Linked DNA regions of Mus musculus: region 2 is linked to region 1. The links are chromatin loops, found by intact Hi-C in ENCODE. Cell type or tissue: left cerebral cortex. All regions are shown on one strand.

Region 1 (8,000 bases):
TGTGTCACAACATCATCTTCCTTGTGACGGATTTCACACTTCTTTTATATTATGGGGTAATGACTAAATTGCTACTAAGGGAAATGGCATTTGTCTAATGGAAGAAAAATATTGGTGCAGTGTAAAAGATCTGAAACATTCTGAATTCCTAAACCAGTTTCTCACCTAAGGAGTAGAGTGTAGATTATATTATTAGTTACTATACTCCCCTCATCCTGGCAGAAAAGAAAGGGGTCTGTAGCTAATTCCAGTAAGAAACACTGTGAAGCAGAATGTGGCAAGAATTCACTGACTTTTTTTTTTTTACATAAAATATGTCCCATGCAAAAATTTAACAGCACTTTGTGCCAAACATGCATTCAATAATGACATAATGGAATGCACACATCTTCTGGGGAAAAGGGAAGCTATTTTGGTCCAGTGAGAGATGGAATGCGTCAAATAACTAAAGAGCTCCCTTCAATACCACAATTTTCTTTAAAAAATATCCTGAAAGCATTATACTATCAGAAAATATATCCATTAAACCTGATATTACCTACAATATTTTGAAAGACTATAGACTGAACTTTAATGTAATCCTTCATCTATGTTTTCTGGCATAATGAAAAGGGGAGACTAACAAGAAATCTTGTATTTAATACCAAGTACTCTCAGTGCTTCACAGTGGTTCTACATTTCGCTTCATGATTATTGTTTCATCCACGCAGGCACGACTCATTAACAAACTACATTAAATACCTACGCTATGGCAAGAATTCTAGTATTGTGAATGAAAGGATGAAAAGAGATATTTCAGTCTTTACAGAACTTACGTTGGGCAGAGATATTTTAAACTTTTAAAAATAATAAATACAGAGAATTATAACTGCATTGAAGAAATAATGCAAAGCAATAAAAAAGAACTATGGGCTGAGATGGGGAGTATCAGGAGACTATGTAGATACTAAAACATAGAAGATAAAGAGAGACAGCTGTGTAGGATCAATAAGTGTCATAGAAGATTCTAGTCTCAGAAAAATGTTAGAGAATATATATTAAATCCATGAGCTTATGGTAGGTCATGTATATAGGATGTACACTGTTATGGGTCTATTTGGATTTCCTTAATAGTCTTTCTCTAGGACTGGACGCTCAAATTTTAGCTACCTGCATTATCAATACCTTATATCTGTAGCAACTTCCTTTAAAGTTATTCCTTTGTGTTTAGGGTACCAGAGTTACTTTGGGTACAGTCACAAGTTCCCATCTCCAAAGAGGATCCACGGCCAATGACTGACTAGAAGCAAGTATGAAAGCTCAGATTCTTGATTCCAAAGAAGAAAGCTACATAGTATCATTTGTGTGCTTCACACAGCCTAAAGTGATAAAGCCAGAACTGGAACTTGGCCTGAAATCCTTCCTTCCTTCCTTTTTTCTTTGCCACTGACTTCCAATATGCCTTCACTGGTATCTCCTTGGAGCCCAGTTTGAATCAATTGCCTTTGGTCAAATTTTCATGGTAGGTTCTGTACTTGTTGAAACAGCCTTCAGATACCCTGTATACCTACACAAGTGGAAGAGATTACATCAAGGTGAATACTATGCTTGGTCTGGATAGTTTACAATTGTAGTAGAACTAAGGAAGTATTGATAACACTGATGAAGAATTATTTTAATCCTTCCACAATACAATTTTATAACTCTAGGGAAAACCACATGCCTGAGATTAAATTTCTTATGTACGCTGTGAAAAGCAGGCCCACAGTGATCTCCCAGGAATTTTTCTTAGACTAAGGTAATATGTTCCATGCATGCATGGTATGAGTGAATTATGAATAAATGTATATGCTATCTAAAAGGAAATAGCTGTGAACTATTATTCTAGAAGGTAGTCTTTATTTGACTTATTACCATATGCTTGCTGAAGCAAAAGTTAACAGTCATCTCAAAAGTCAGTAGGGTAGAGGAATTATTTCAATCATTTTACCTCATATCTGAGTAAGCTTTAATGAAGACAACTGAACCAATGAAAGAAAAGGAGAAAGACTCCAGTGATAACTAACCTAGCAAATGTGTGTGCTCTGGGTGGAAAAGGTAGAAGCTGAGAAGGTCCATGCTAAAACCTGCAAGATCATGTTTGTTACTGAGTCACAGGATTTAGACATGTTCAGCAATTCCTGCTGCTGAGAAGTCAGAATGGATCAACATTCCAGAAAGGGGCAACTACCACTGGAAATATGACAGACACTCATAACTTCACAGCATTGCTTAAAAGTCATTAAAGTTGGACAACTGGATTTAAAATTAGCTATAAAGCATTTGTGACATATAAGAGTTTCAGATTTCCAGTTCTATGGGTAGAGAAGATACCAGAAGATCACAAAGGTGCAGAGAGCAGTTGGCCAAGTACACAACACAGTATGCCATGGCACAGAATCAAGTCCGTTAGTGAAAATTCAGGTCAATGCCTTTCATTGCTCGTGCCAGGCCAGCTAGCTCCCTTTAAGTCTGGTTCCCACAAATGTAAGGTAAGACAACGATTATACACATCTCATCGATGAGTAAAATAAATGGGCACCTTTGCGATCTTTTATCATAATATATGCACCCAATAAAGACATCTTCCCTTTGTCCAAACTTGCCCACCAAACTTAGAAAAACAAAATATTGTCAACAAATTCCCTGCCTAGCCCTTTCTGTCTTCTTCCCCTCGGCCTTCTTACTCCAATGCTGGTTGTGTTCCAGTTTCTCATGTGGCAACTCCCCCAAGCTGACTATCAATTTTTACATTTTTTTCTCCTCCAGTCTTTGCCCTTTTATTGAGAAAACATTCTGGCAGTTATTCACAACTCAACACTCATTGGCTGTGAATATGAGACCCAACTATCATCTCTCTATCCCTCTCCAGTCCAAACGACTCAACTAGATATTCTTATTAATACTAGAGAACACCTATTCTGTAGATCTTTCATTTACTTTAGTTTATGTGAAAATTATAACATTGTTAATTTTCCCTATCTCTAGCCAGTTTTTCCACACAAGCTGACTTTGTAGAGAAAAGCAAAGCCTTTACATCCACAGGCCTTTTTTGTTCCTATCTAAAATTAGTGCAGCTGCTGCTATACTATTTTAGGGAACGCAGGACATGCGCCTCTCCTCAGATGTACCAGCTTGTCCAGTTATGAAGCAGCATACGTTATGGGGTATGTATGTTTAGCATCAAACCCCAACACCACAAGGCTGCAGCTTCTGCTCATTTACCACAGAGTTGGCAAGTGTGTGATTGGTGAGCACAGAGGCTGGTAGGAAGGATAAACATGATTTTTATGTGAAAAATATGTAAGAGAGCAAGAAGTCCAAAACAGGGGATGCCTGTGCCAGTTTGCCTTCCATTGCTGAGACAAAAGCAGCAAGGAGAAAGGGGAGGAGTTAAGTTTACATCGGCACTACAGTGCATCATGAAGGAGAGTCAGGAACCAGAGGCAGGGATCAGGATTCAGGAACTTGCAACGATTATGGGAGAACACTGCTTACTGCCTTGTTTCCTACAGTTTGCTCAGACTGCTTTCTTCTATAACCCAGAAGCAAGAGTAAGTGGGGCCCTCTCACATCAATCATTAAGAAAATGGCTAATAGACTTGCCTATAAGCCAGTCTGATGGAGTCATTTTCTTAATTCAGGTTCCCTCTTTCCAGATGAATCTCTGTGCTACGATATCAAGAAACTATCCAACAAGTCCTGCAAGGGGACACTCAGTAAGTGAGGATGCTCTCAAAGAGGAACATGTGCAGGGTAGGAAAAGCAGAAGACAGCCTTTTTGCTTGTCAGAAGTTTACCTCCATCTTGGGCTCACAACAGCTGCATAATGAGAATGGCATCAAGATTCATCATCTTCGCAAGCTGACTCCGGAAGAAGGCACTGTCTGCAGATGTCTGTACTGGTGCAATTCCTGGAGGCAGAAACCAACCCTCTCAAGAGAAGGAGCAACAGCAGGCAATGCACAATGACTGAGGCAAAGGGTCTCACCTAGATTTTAGAAGATTTGTGTAAGAGAAGTTTTCTCAACTCAGCTGAGAAAAAAAAATAGAAGCAATGGAGTATGGGAGGGGAAAATGGAGGGTTTAGTATAGAGCCAACACATCTTCTGCATCTGTTCAGCTCTCTAGCACCAAAGATAGGATTTCAACAAAATAAGTGCTCATTAAGTACACAGTAAGTAGAAATGTCTTGGAGATGAAGTAACCTATCAGAAATAACTATTAAATTTAAAATAATGCCATATTTATAGCACATGGAGATTTTGATTTTCAGGATATTAAAAATTGTATCAAATCACGCAATTGAGTGTATCTCATCTATTGCATTGTTTTATCTTCTCTGGCCTTCATCAGTTAAAACAAAAAATAAAAGCTGAAAACAAACAAACAAAAGCAAGAAACTATGGAAAAGAAGAAGAAAAAAACTAGAGTTGCATTAAGAAGGAAGGGAATGATATGGAACACCATAGAACCCCAGCACTTGAGAGGCTGAGGTATAATGAGTGAGAGAGTTCAAGGCCAGCCTGGGCTGTATAGGGAGAGTGAGTCACACCACATGCGCACAAGTGCGCGCGCACACACACACACACACACACACACACACATATACACACAAAGAGAGAGAGAGACAGAGAAACAGACAGAGACAAAGACAGAGAGAGACCGAGAAACTAAGACAGAGATACAGAGAGAAACAGAGATAGAAACAGCGACAGAGACAGAAAGATGTGCTCTGCTTTTGGGTTGTGTGCACCTGCTAGCTTTCCCAGTAGATTAGTTGAAATGAGCATAATTTTATCTAGTTCAACTCCAGAACTGAAACTGTGCTAATGGTGGACCTATCTGTGCTTTTCTTGCATGGATTAGATGAAGCAATCTACCAGCAAGGACATCTGAGGGATTTTTTTTTTAATTGAAAGTGACAAATTCCAACCAGAGAATTTAGCTTAAATGAATGAGAAACTTTGCAGGTAATCTAAGAAACCTGCCGAAAGTGAGGTGTGGTTGCACAGGCTGAAAACTCTAACACTAAGGAGACAGAGACGAGACGCCCACTGCAAGATTTAGGGCATAGCCCTCCATGTAATGAGTACCAAGACAGTTATGGGGACATAGGGAGTTGCTTCCTTAGGAAGGAAAAAAGGAAGGCATGGAGGGAGGGAGACAGGGTTAGAGTTGGGGTGAGGGAAGGAAGAAGGGAACAGAGGAGGGAAATGAAGAAAAGAAAGAAAGAGATCAAAAGCTGGAATGAACTGGTCTCCTCCCTCTCCCTCACCCTCTCCCTCTCCCTCTCCCTCTCCCTCTCCCTCTCCCTCTCCCTCTCCCTCTCTCTCTCCCTCTCTCTCCCCCTCCCCCTCGCCTTTTCCTCATCCTCTCCCCCCTCTCTCCTTCCCTCCCTCACCCTTCTCTCTCTCTCTCTCTCTCTCTCTCTCTCTCTCTCTCTCACACACACACACACACACACATACACACACACACACAGAGGAACCAGCTACTTTTAACCATGGTTATTTTCCCTTGCCTGACAACTTGTCCAGGTGCTGATGGCATTCTCACATCATGGGACTCTTTTAAAGCCATGGATCTCATAGCTGTAACATCAGTGTCAACCATGATTGACATTGACGTCCATGACTGAATGTTCAGCATCCTGCAGCTACTCCATAGATTTCACCTGGAGGCAGGAAGAAATGTTTTCCTAAGGGATGGATGATCTCAGAAGAAAATCATATCTGGAGAAAACAGAGCTAAGTACGTACAGAAGAAACAACACCAACCCTCTTTTCCATGGGTTGCATCTTTATAATAATTAATATACCTACCTGAACACTTCCTTCCGTCTATAAAATGGGAATACCAATAACTGTTTTACTAGGATCTTTGAAGATTAAAATGGATAACGTATGGGTAAATATATTGAATAAAACATGTGCTTTCAAATTGTGGTAAGATGATATCATGAATTGCAGTGTATTAATTATAAAGCATTTACCAAGCACATAGGAATTTTATATTAGTTTTATAAATTGTAAAAAATAAATATTCAGTTCTACCTTTTCAAAACTAGCAGTCAAACCCACCACACCATAAAAACAGGAGGTGTGGGGAGGGAAGGAGCTGAAGGTGGCCCTTTTTCTTGTCAGCTCTTTCTTCAGAATAGTTATTCTCTGTTGAGAATGACACGAGGTTATGTTTAGAGAAGTGCCAGCTCTGAACCATTTCCTCCCTTTATTCTCAGAAATCAAAAATGATCCAGCATAAAGCATTCGCAGCTGTGTTGGGGAATGCGCTAGTCACGCCTCAGCAATTTATGGCCAATTTTCCATTAATAATAGAGAACGAAGAGTGGTTCAATCACTTCACTATCTAAATACTTGTTCTTAAGAAAGGGGGAAAGAGAGTACAATAGTTTTTGTTCTGTTTCTGAAAGAGCATTAATTCAATATTGTGTATCTTTGAAGAAAAACATTTAGATGGCTCTAAGTGGTAGGAAGTTAGGTTGATTGGGAATTATTCATAACAGCCTGTATGTGCAGTATTACCTGCAGTCCCCAGAGAGTGACTGAGAGGCAGACCTGAAATCCATGGAGCAATAGAGGTACACTGAATGGTGGAGAAAAGGGAGCTAGAGGGAAAGGAGAAGAAGAAGAAGAAGGAGGAGGAGGAGGAGGAGGAGGAGGAAGAGGAGGAGGAGGAGGAGGAGGAAGAGAAGAAGAAGAAGAAGAAGAAGAAGAAGAAGAAGAAGAAGAAGAAGAAGAAGAAGAAGAAGAAGAAGAAGAAGAAGAAGAAGAAGAAGAAGGAGAAGAAGAAGAAGAAGAAGAAAAGAAGACTGGACTTCTAAAACTTGAGTCAAAAGTGAGAGTCTCAGAAAAGTGGTGGATTCTTGCAGTAAAAATCTCAAACTAGAGGTCACTAGAGGGCTAAAGTAAATAAGAAATACAAATAATCTAGGGTGGCTAATTTATAAATTTAGAGGAAGTTAAAGACAGACTGGCAAACTTTTGTCCTAGTTGGAAGATATAACACTTTCCTAGGACATGCCATACATACTAGGGCTCTTAAAGTAAAAACAAAACTGTCATCTGCAAAGACAGACCCTGTGTCTAAATATAAGGTTAGAAATTGCTTAACATTCTGAAGAGAAAGAGACAGAGCTAGAGTTTCCACAATGGTGGAAGACGTCTTATGCAGTTTCTACTTAACACACAGACTTAGCTACTTTTCTACAGGCATGTCAAGGCACCACGATGCCCAAGGCAGATCACAGAAGAGTTTATTGTGGGTTTAGCATTTCAGAAGATGAGCCCAGGTCCATCATGGAGGGGGAGCATAGCAACAGGCAGTAGGCATGGTGCTGGAGCAGTAGCTGAGATCTTACATCCAGATCTACAAGCAGGAGGCAGGAAGAAATCTAACTGGCAATGGAATGGTATTTTAAAATTACAGAACACATCCCTAGTGACACAACTTTTTCAGCAAGGCAATACCTCCTAATCCTTCCCAAACAGTCCCACTTGTCTGGGATCAAGTAAGTATTCAACTAAATGAGCCTGTTGGGGTCATTCTCATTAGCCTACTCCATCCACTGGCCCACCAATTCTCTCAGCTCTCTATTTAATTTTTTAATGGGTGTGAATCTTAGCATGGGCTTCTTCAAAATACAAGCTGTAGTCAAGCTATGAAAACACAGGAAGGAATGGGGAAAGGAGTCACTAAAGGGCTGTCACTGGGTAGACGACTATGGAAAGTCAGGGGATAACGTAGAGAGTTTCAAAGACAGAAATCTGGGAGGATTTCTCCAGTTGTACTTAACTTATGAATTTTATTCCCTCAGTGTGACTCTAGGGTGTACCAAATGCTACAGCGTTTCCAGACTTCCCTTGGATAGAGAAGCATGGGCACTTGAGAAGGTAGGGTGCCAAGGCAGTGCAGGTGGCATCCCCAGTAAGCCCCAAAGCTAGTGTTGGGCGTGGGGGGGT
Region 2 (8,000 bases), 240 kb before region 1:
GCGCTCATTCAGACTTCAGGGGAAATCAAATAGAGTTGAGTCAAAGCCAAACTAGAAACAAACACAAAATCTAAGCACACAAGTGATGATGGTGACTAAACTACAAAAGGAAGGGACATGAAAAGCAAGGGTAAGGCACAAAGATGAAGTTAAGAATTAAAGTGTGGTATGCTAACACAGGATAGTGTGCTGTGTTCTCAGACAGAAATTAGTTTTGGCAGATATGTTTTGTGACTGCTGCCAGCCCTTGCAAGCTGTAGGTTGACCAGCACATTTCAGAAGTGCACAAGATGAAGGGATGAGAAAACAGGAATAAAATACAGCCCCCACATTAGAGCACCCAATGCTACAGTATCAGAGTTAGATGCATTCCCTGGTAATAAAATGGCAAACAGCACATATTATAAAGAAAAAAATAAATACTCCAGGGAACAGGAAGAAAAAGGTGATTTTAGTTTATGGAATCTTTGACTTTGTACAACACTTGATCTGAATTTTCATAGATTCCCAGATGCAGAGATGCTCAGAGAGACAGAACCCAAATGTACAGAAAGCAAGTTCAAAAGCAAGAGTTGTGGAAATAGACAATGCATTATCAGCATATTTCCTCAGCATGGACAACCACTAGTAACTAACAGTAAGTAACTGCTAGAAAGAGAGAAATGATAGAGAAATCCTACCTGAGTCAAAGAGGGCCGACATGGTGTCTATGGTGATGAATGGAGAAGAGAAAGCAAAGAAAAGGTCATGGTACCTACCCTTGATTGGAGCTATGAAGGCTGCTGAAAAAGTAATTGTATTTTCAGGGATAGGTTGTCATTCTGTTTGAAGCAGGTGTCAAAGATAATAAACTTGGTTTTCAGATTTCCAATCAGCAAACCTGGGGTATTGTGAATTTCTAGATGAACATGACACACAAAGTGTGTGAGCCACCCACAACTCATGGTTTATTTAGATGACAATTAGGAGAATTCTCAATGGAGAAAACAAACAGATAGGTTCAGGGAACCAGCTAAGCAAGACCTTGAGTTCCTGCACAGGGAAGTAAGGCCTCAGGTTCCCATCCTCCACCGCCATCCTTCCCACCCCACCCTACCGCCAAGATTTGCTGAGCAAGATCTTTACGGTTTAATTTGAGGTAAGTGCCCAATTTAAAATAGTTTTTGGCTCTTGATTCAGGTTTCCTTTGAGCCAAGATGATCCTTGCCTCTAGGGAATAAATGTTCCCACTGTCTAAGGGAAACTCTCTAGAGGATGCAGACACCCCTAGCACTGTTTTGTGGTGTGCTGCTTGCTACTAAAGATATAGACAAGACATCAACAGTGCCATCAACAGTGCCTGCAACATATAAGTTTATTTGTTAAAATAGCATTACCTTTGACTGTTTAAAAAAGGAAATGTTTTAGTGATTTATCATTTTTTTAAATTTTCTCTTTCTTTATCTCCTGTGAATAATCTAGAAAAGAACATGTCTAACTCACATCTCTAATAGGAACATCTTGGACCAAGACTATGGAACAGTCAGGAAGTTTGCTAGGAATATACAAGTTCTATGGCTGTCTTTCATTTCTAACCCTAGTTTTGCTCCTCACCACAAAGAATCTTGGTCAGAATATGAATTGTAAATCATAGTCTTTGTTTATAGTAACATGTTGAGCATATGCATCAACTAATCTTAAACGTTAGAAAACACTTGAGCCCTAAACTTAGGGAATACACAGTATGACTATGGTCAGGATTTGACTGTAAAGTCCACTGTGATAATGGGCCACATAGATACTATGACTCTACTCAGGATTTTACCCTAAAGTCCACTGTGTTGAAAATGGCCCACATAGATTCACATGGAGTGGCATTATTGGAAGTGTGACCTTGTTGAAGTAGGTGTGGATTTATTGGAGGAAGTGGATCATTGGTATGGGCCATGGTGTTTCAGAAGTTCAAGTTAGGTCCCATATTACTCTCTCTTCCTGCTGCCTGCCAAACCAGATGCAGAGATCTATGGTACTTTTCCAGCACCATGTCTGCCTGTGTGCAGTCATGCTTCCCTTCATAATGATAATGGACTAAGCTTCTGGACCTATAAGCAAGTCCCATTTTTTCCTGTATAAGAGTTCCTGTGGTCATGGTGTCTCTTCTCTTCACAACAATAGAAACTTAAGACATCTACTAATACCACTTCTGCAGAGGAGAATTCTAAGGTAAGATATATGTAACTAATAAGCAAATTTCTACAAAGTCCTGTTTGCTTACATACCTACTTATAAAAAAAGGATTGGTGAAGGGAAGAGTTCTAAAGATGATCACTCCATAAGCACATAATATTTTTTTCATAAAGCTTCAGAAAATAATCTACCTAGGGTGACTGATCTAAAACTATAAAATTGAGGATAGTTTAAGATACCCACAGCGTTATACTGGCACAGGGACATGGACACCAGTTTTCACAAATTGTTGCTGTTCAACTATAATGCCATTTAAGCAACAAATTATATAATCTTGGTAATCCCTGAGTTAGAGCTAGAAATAGCTAGAACAATCAGTTAAAATACAAGAGTTAAGGTGGGCCTTTTCCTAAACAGAATGCTGATAGCTATTGAGATATCATTACTTTTAAACCACTATAGAAAACATCTGCTCATGTAAGAGACATTCTAGATTGACAAATTGTAATGATTAAAAAATGTTGTTGCATGACCATGCATCTTTGACACACTTTTGTATTCATTCCAGAGGTATTTTTCTAGCTCTATATGGATAAATTGAATAACTGGATCACCCTTCGATGAGGAATAAGTATATACTACATTTACTAGGTGACCAAAACTCTCAGCACTGATGAGGGAAAATGTACTTTCTGTGCTTATGACTGTAACAAGGGCATTGCATATACTACTCTGTGAAAGACCGTGTAACTTTGATATAATCATGAAAACGGCCTCAAATTTTCCTACAGTAAAACCAGGCTGATTATCTGAAAATGCAATAGTATGACTAAAAGGCTGAGTAAAAAGTCTCAGATTAAAAGAAGTTAAAGAGAGGGGTAATTAAATTAAATATATACTTTTAGACTAGATAGTCCTCTAAACTGTATACAAAGCATGATTGACTAAAATTACATAAAATAGAATCTTTATGCCTAGGAAATATATCCATTCTTAGACTCTACAAGTACATGGTAATCATAGTAATTATATGTGACCTACATTTTAGTAATTTACAAAAAATAAATGTATTTATATGTCTGTATTTTTGCATATATACTGAAATATGATTGTCAAACAATAGATGAATAATGGAATAAATATATTAATGTTTGTTACTCAATTCATTAGCAGGTTACCTGTATGTTTCTGTATAAAAAATATTTATTACAAAGAAAAGCCCAGGATTAGATATAACCTTTACTTCAGCAAGTATTTAAAGAATAATTAGTGTCAATTCTTCTTAAGCTATTTTTTAAAAATGACTAGGCAATAATACTTTCCACTTTACTTTATAAAGTCAGAATTAACCTTACATAAAAGCCAAAAAAAATTGACTCAACTAAAGAAAACTAATAGACCCAATTTCTAGTGACAAAAGTCATCAAAGATAACAAACAAACCCAACAACACACATAAATTGTACATACCATGTCCAAGTTACACAAGAGTATTTTACCATACAAAATTTAGCAAAAATGTTAATAGTTCAGTCTAATATTTTCAATGAGTAAAAATTATTTTTGACAAAATTCATCACTATTTCATGATGAAAATGTTCAACAAAGTAGGAACAGTATAAAAGTATTTTCACATAATAAATGTAATATGTGAAACCTGAAATCATTTCAACAACAAGGAAAAATGTCTACTTTGGTCACTTCTGTTCAACACAATACTGAAATTGCTGATCAAAAGTTTTAGGCAAGAAAAGTAAACAGAGGGGTTCAAATTGGAAAAGAAGTAAAGGTATCTTAGCTAGGGATGTTTATTCATGCTTGTAGTCTCATCAGCTGGGAGGTTAAGGAACTTAAGACTAGACTGCTGACCAATGAATTCAAGGCCAAGCAAAGGCTTATGAAGACTTTGTCTCAAAACGAAATACTATGTATCTTCTTCTATTCAGATGAAATTTCCTTATACTTAGAAATTTCTATAGACTAGCAATTCATTATTTTTGAGTTCACAGTTCCCATTTCTAATATCTGTTTTGCTCTCATATCAATTAGTTTGTCTGTTGAAAATAATTATTAATGTCTTTGACTATTTGAATGAGTAAATGAACTCAACAAAAATTTAAGACACAGAATTAACACATTATTATGTTATATATTCCTTTGGGATAGCAACCACATCTTATATTCATCAAAATTCTCCACAGGGTACCCAGCAGTGTACTGTGGACTTACATGCCCTCAATTTTCATTAAATAATGATGATAATAATAAAAATAGCTAATGCCTGCTGAGAACATGCTAATTCCTGATGGTGTCCTAAGTATTCTGTGTGGCTTAAAATATTTAATCTCTAATGATTTTATGAAATATAATTTACAACTGATCCTATTCACATAAGAAACTGAGACCTGGAGAGCTTAAATATTGAAGTCAGTAAAATGACAGAGCTGAACATAAAACCCAAGTTTTAGGTCCCAGAGCACATTCTCTTACCTGCAACACTATGCTATTCATCTTTAGGCTATGTTAAAGTCACGGCATCTGGTGAACAGCACTATTGTAATTTTAAAAGCAGAAGAGTATCTGTAGGTGGAGGGACTGTCAATGTTATAGGGTAGCCATGAACCCAATAGCCTACAGGGGGGGGGGGCTGTATGATTATATTATAGGGTAGCTGTGTACCCAATAGCTTACAGGAGGTTGTATGATCATTTTCATTATCATGTTTTGATGGATACAACTTTGTCCTGGTGTTGTGGTTGCTTGTTCCTCAAGATCAGCAAAGACCCCTTCAGTCCCCATGTGTCTTTGAGGATGTCCACGTATAACTTTTCTTACAAGTCTGTCTCCTCTTGGACTGCTTTTCAACTGTGCTAATGCCTCCTCCTTCTAAAAATAAATTTTGATCTATAGAAACATGTGTTTCCTTCCTTTGCTAAAATGGAGAAGGGTGAGAACACCTTTAGCTGACTTTGAGTGGATTTCCTGGTATGCGTGGGCAAAGAAAGACTCATAGCTTATGGTCAGATTTAAGTCTCTATGCAATTTCCATCATTGTGAAAGTATATAAAACACAAAAAGAAAGTTCCTCTTAAGGTGAATTTGTAGTTAGATTTTAGTTAAGCCAGCTATAGAACATGGCTACACATTCGGTACATGATGTCTCTCTAATCAAATACTGTCTTAAGAATATAAGTGGTCAGGATCAAGATCAATATCCCTCTATTGAGGAAAGCAACATGGCAAAGAAGTGTGGAAATATGGAGGACAGCAGAAGGATTAGGAATGGATATCCTCATAGGAACTTTCCAAGTATTTCTCAGATAGGAATGTATTGTGGTCCCAGCTCAACCTGGGAACAAAGCAACACGCCAGGTGGCTTAGCTTTGTGATCCATGGAGACTCAGCCTTAGTATGCATTTCTAAGTAGATGGATAAAATGGCATCATCAGAGAAGGCCAAGGAACATTAGCCTCACAGGTCAGAAAGTCATGCTAATCCAAACAACCAACAAAGTGGACCTAAACCTAGCTTCACGTTTCTGCTCCAAAGTCCAAAAGCAAAATGTTGTGTCAAGGACCAAATGGCCTCTCTGAAAAGCCAGCCTACCATACTTACATCTATTGAGCTTGCCAGTGTATGATTAAGACTGCTTCCACTTAGAGGAGATCCCAGAGAAAAGGGCAGTGTTTCACAAAGTGTGAACTGCATACATTGGAGCAAGTACAGAGAAAGGCTTGGGAAGCTGAGAGCCTGGAAAGGGGACCTGGATGTCCTAGTGATAGAAAGAACAGAGCAGAGTGAAGGTTAGATACACATTTCCAAACAGGAGAACCAGGTGACATGGAGAGGTGGGGACAAAAATAGTATTATAGCACTGTCATTTGACAGGATTTTGTGGAACTATGTGTCAGAACTATGAAGGGGAAATGGAAAATAACTTGGGCTGACCAATGTTTGGTTACCGTAATTCAGGAGAAATTCCTGAGATGGCTTTTAAAGTTAAAATATTTTCTTTTCTTTTTTCTTTCACTGTTTTAAATTCATTTATTTCCTGGCTAAACTGGAGGGAAACAAAATTTAAATGATTCAACATATGTCACCCAGAACTATTTAGCCCTGAGTTCTTTTTCAAGACAACCCTCATGAGAGGTCTATTTTTGGTATGTGCAGATTTCCATTTCAACTGATGCTTTTTCCTCCTCTTGTATTCAGCCTGGGAGCCAGTTGGGATTCTTAAAAAGGCCTGCTGTGTTTCTGAGTGTCCTGAAAGAATACAGCATTGCAGTGGTTCAGAGGAACCAATAAATCATGACCTAGGGACGCCAGCCACGGTGCCCTTCTGTTCTGCACAAAGAAAAGGAAATACTGGCTCTCTGATCTATTCCTTTGTGGACACAGAACACCTGGAGATTATGAGGGGGTGCAAATTAAAACTTGGAAGCTAGAATTTTTCTAAAATGAGTAAACTTGTTTCTTTGGGATTATAAAGGTCTGATTCCAGGAACATAGAAATAGTAAATATCCCTTCCCCTTTGCTGTGGGTGGTGCTGGCCAACGGACAGAGGACAGAGATGTTCTCTGGAAAGCCTATGCCTGTTTCTCCCTGTTCTCTCAGTTTGCTCTGGTGAACAGGATGCCACATCTTTTTTATGGTAGAGCTAAATACTATGACGCAGCGTTAATCTGGTGTAATGAACGGCTGCACAACGGACAGATTCCTAGGGGACAGTAGTTCTTCCTTGAAAGCATAGTGGGTATTCTACAAGCAAGAATCACACCTTTGCTATGCTTCTGCATTGGAATTACAGGGTTGTTGTCTTCTACAATTTGACCTATGTATCTAGACTAATGAACTCTGTCCAATATATCTTCATAGGGTCTAGTTTTCTTAAGTGTCACTCAGTACCTATTTCAGAATACATTCAATATATTAATATTGGATATGAAAGTTGTGTACTTTCTCTGTGATTCAAACAATACTGTAAATTCAACCATCTTCTGGAAGAAAAAAATATCAGGGAGAAATAAGACCTGAAACACGATGGTGTAGATACAGAGCTACGTCCCACACTGGGCTTGAGCATGCGCTGTCTCTAGTCAGTGACAAATGCTGAAGCACCTCAGTGGATAGAGGATGTCAGGCTCAAGCTCTCAAGAAACAGCATGATATGTGGATACCCTCAAAATGATTTTAGAGTATCCATCCCCCTTCATTTTAGAGTCAGTCACTTCCGGAACTTTTTCTGCCTTTAAGCCTGCATCTTATTGGTAGTATCAGGCACACAATACTATACATCTTTGTCTGCCAATTTCTCTAGTAGGCTTGGCTAGCACTAAATGATAGCATTAACTTGACTAACATTAACCAAGGGCACTTTGCTCTGGTGAACAAAGGATGCCACATCTTAACAGGTTAAAAGATCACATTTGCTATATATATTTGATGTTTATAACCCACTTCTACATATGTTGCAATTCACCTCCATGAGCTAATCAACTACCATGGCTCCATTTACATCATCTGCCACTATGCACATCTGCAGCTGAGCACAGAGATCGGCTGATTAGAAAACTAAGGGGAATGGCACTTTCTGATAGGTATCTTCCTGAATAGATATGCTTCTTATGAAAAGCACCTTAGAAATTAAGAAAATGGATATTCTGTTCCTTCCTGAAATACATCTGGAATTCTTTTCTATACATGCACAGCTGCTAAGCTTTATGTTTAGCTATGGGTTAAAGTGAGAGACACAAGAGGATATGCCATGTAAATAAGTAGAAGCCACAGGGTTTGCTTTCTTTCCATGAGACAGAAGTTGGTGTTCTTGGTAGAGT

What was found. Peaks named below come from ENCODE experiments on the same cell type or tissue, not always from the same donor. Only the 100,000 strongest peaks of a DNase experiment are listed, where the experiment ranks them.
Region 2: a loop joins it to region 1, with 6 times the contacts of the local background. A loop is called at or near these places in 2 of 42 quality-filtered maps.

What each region holds. Positions count from the first base shown.
Region 1 is chr2:138,471,902-138,479,901 of GRCm38, reverse strand. All of the region lies in intron 2 of LOC102636024 (a long non-coding RNA gene), which reads right to left. Among named protein-coding and RNA genes, the nearest start is that of Gm14061, 110 kb to the left of the region's middle. In left cerebral cortex, no CTCF peak of the experiment used is centred here; DNase peaks (open chromatin) are centred at 3,199 and 3,792; H3K27ac peaks cover 1,324 bases.
Region 2 is chr2:138,707,374-138,715,373 of GRCm38, reverse strand. All of the region lies in intron 5 of Gm14061 (a long non-coding RNA gene), which reads right to left. Among named protein-coding and RNA genes, the nearest start is that of Mir1952, 110 kb to the left of the region's middle. In left cerebral cortex, a CTCF peak has its summit at 4,863; DNase peaks (open chromatin) are centred at 5,935 and 6,383; H3K27ac peaks cover 2,303 bases.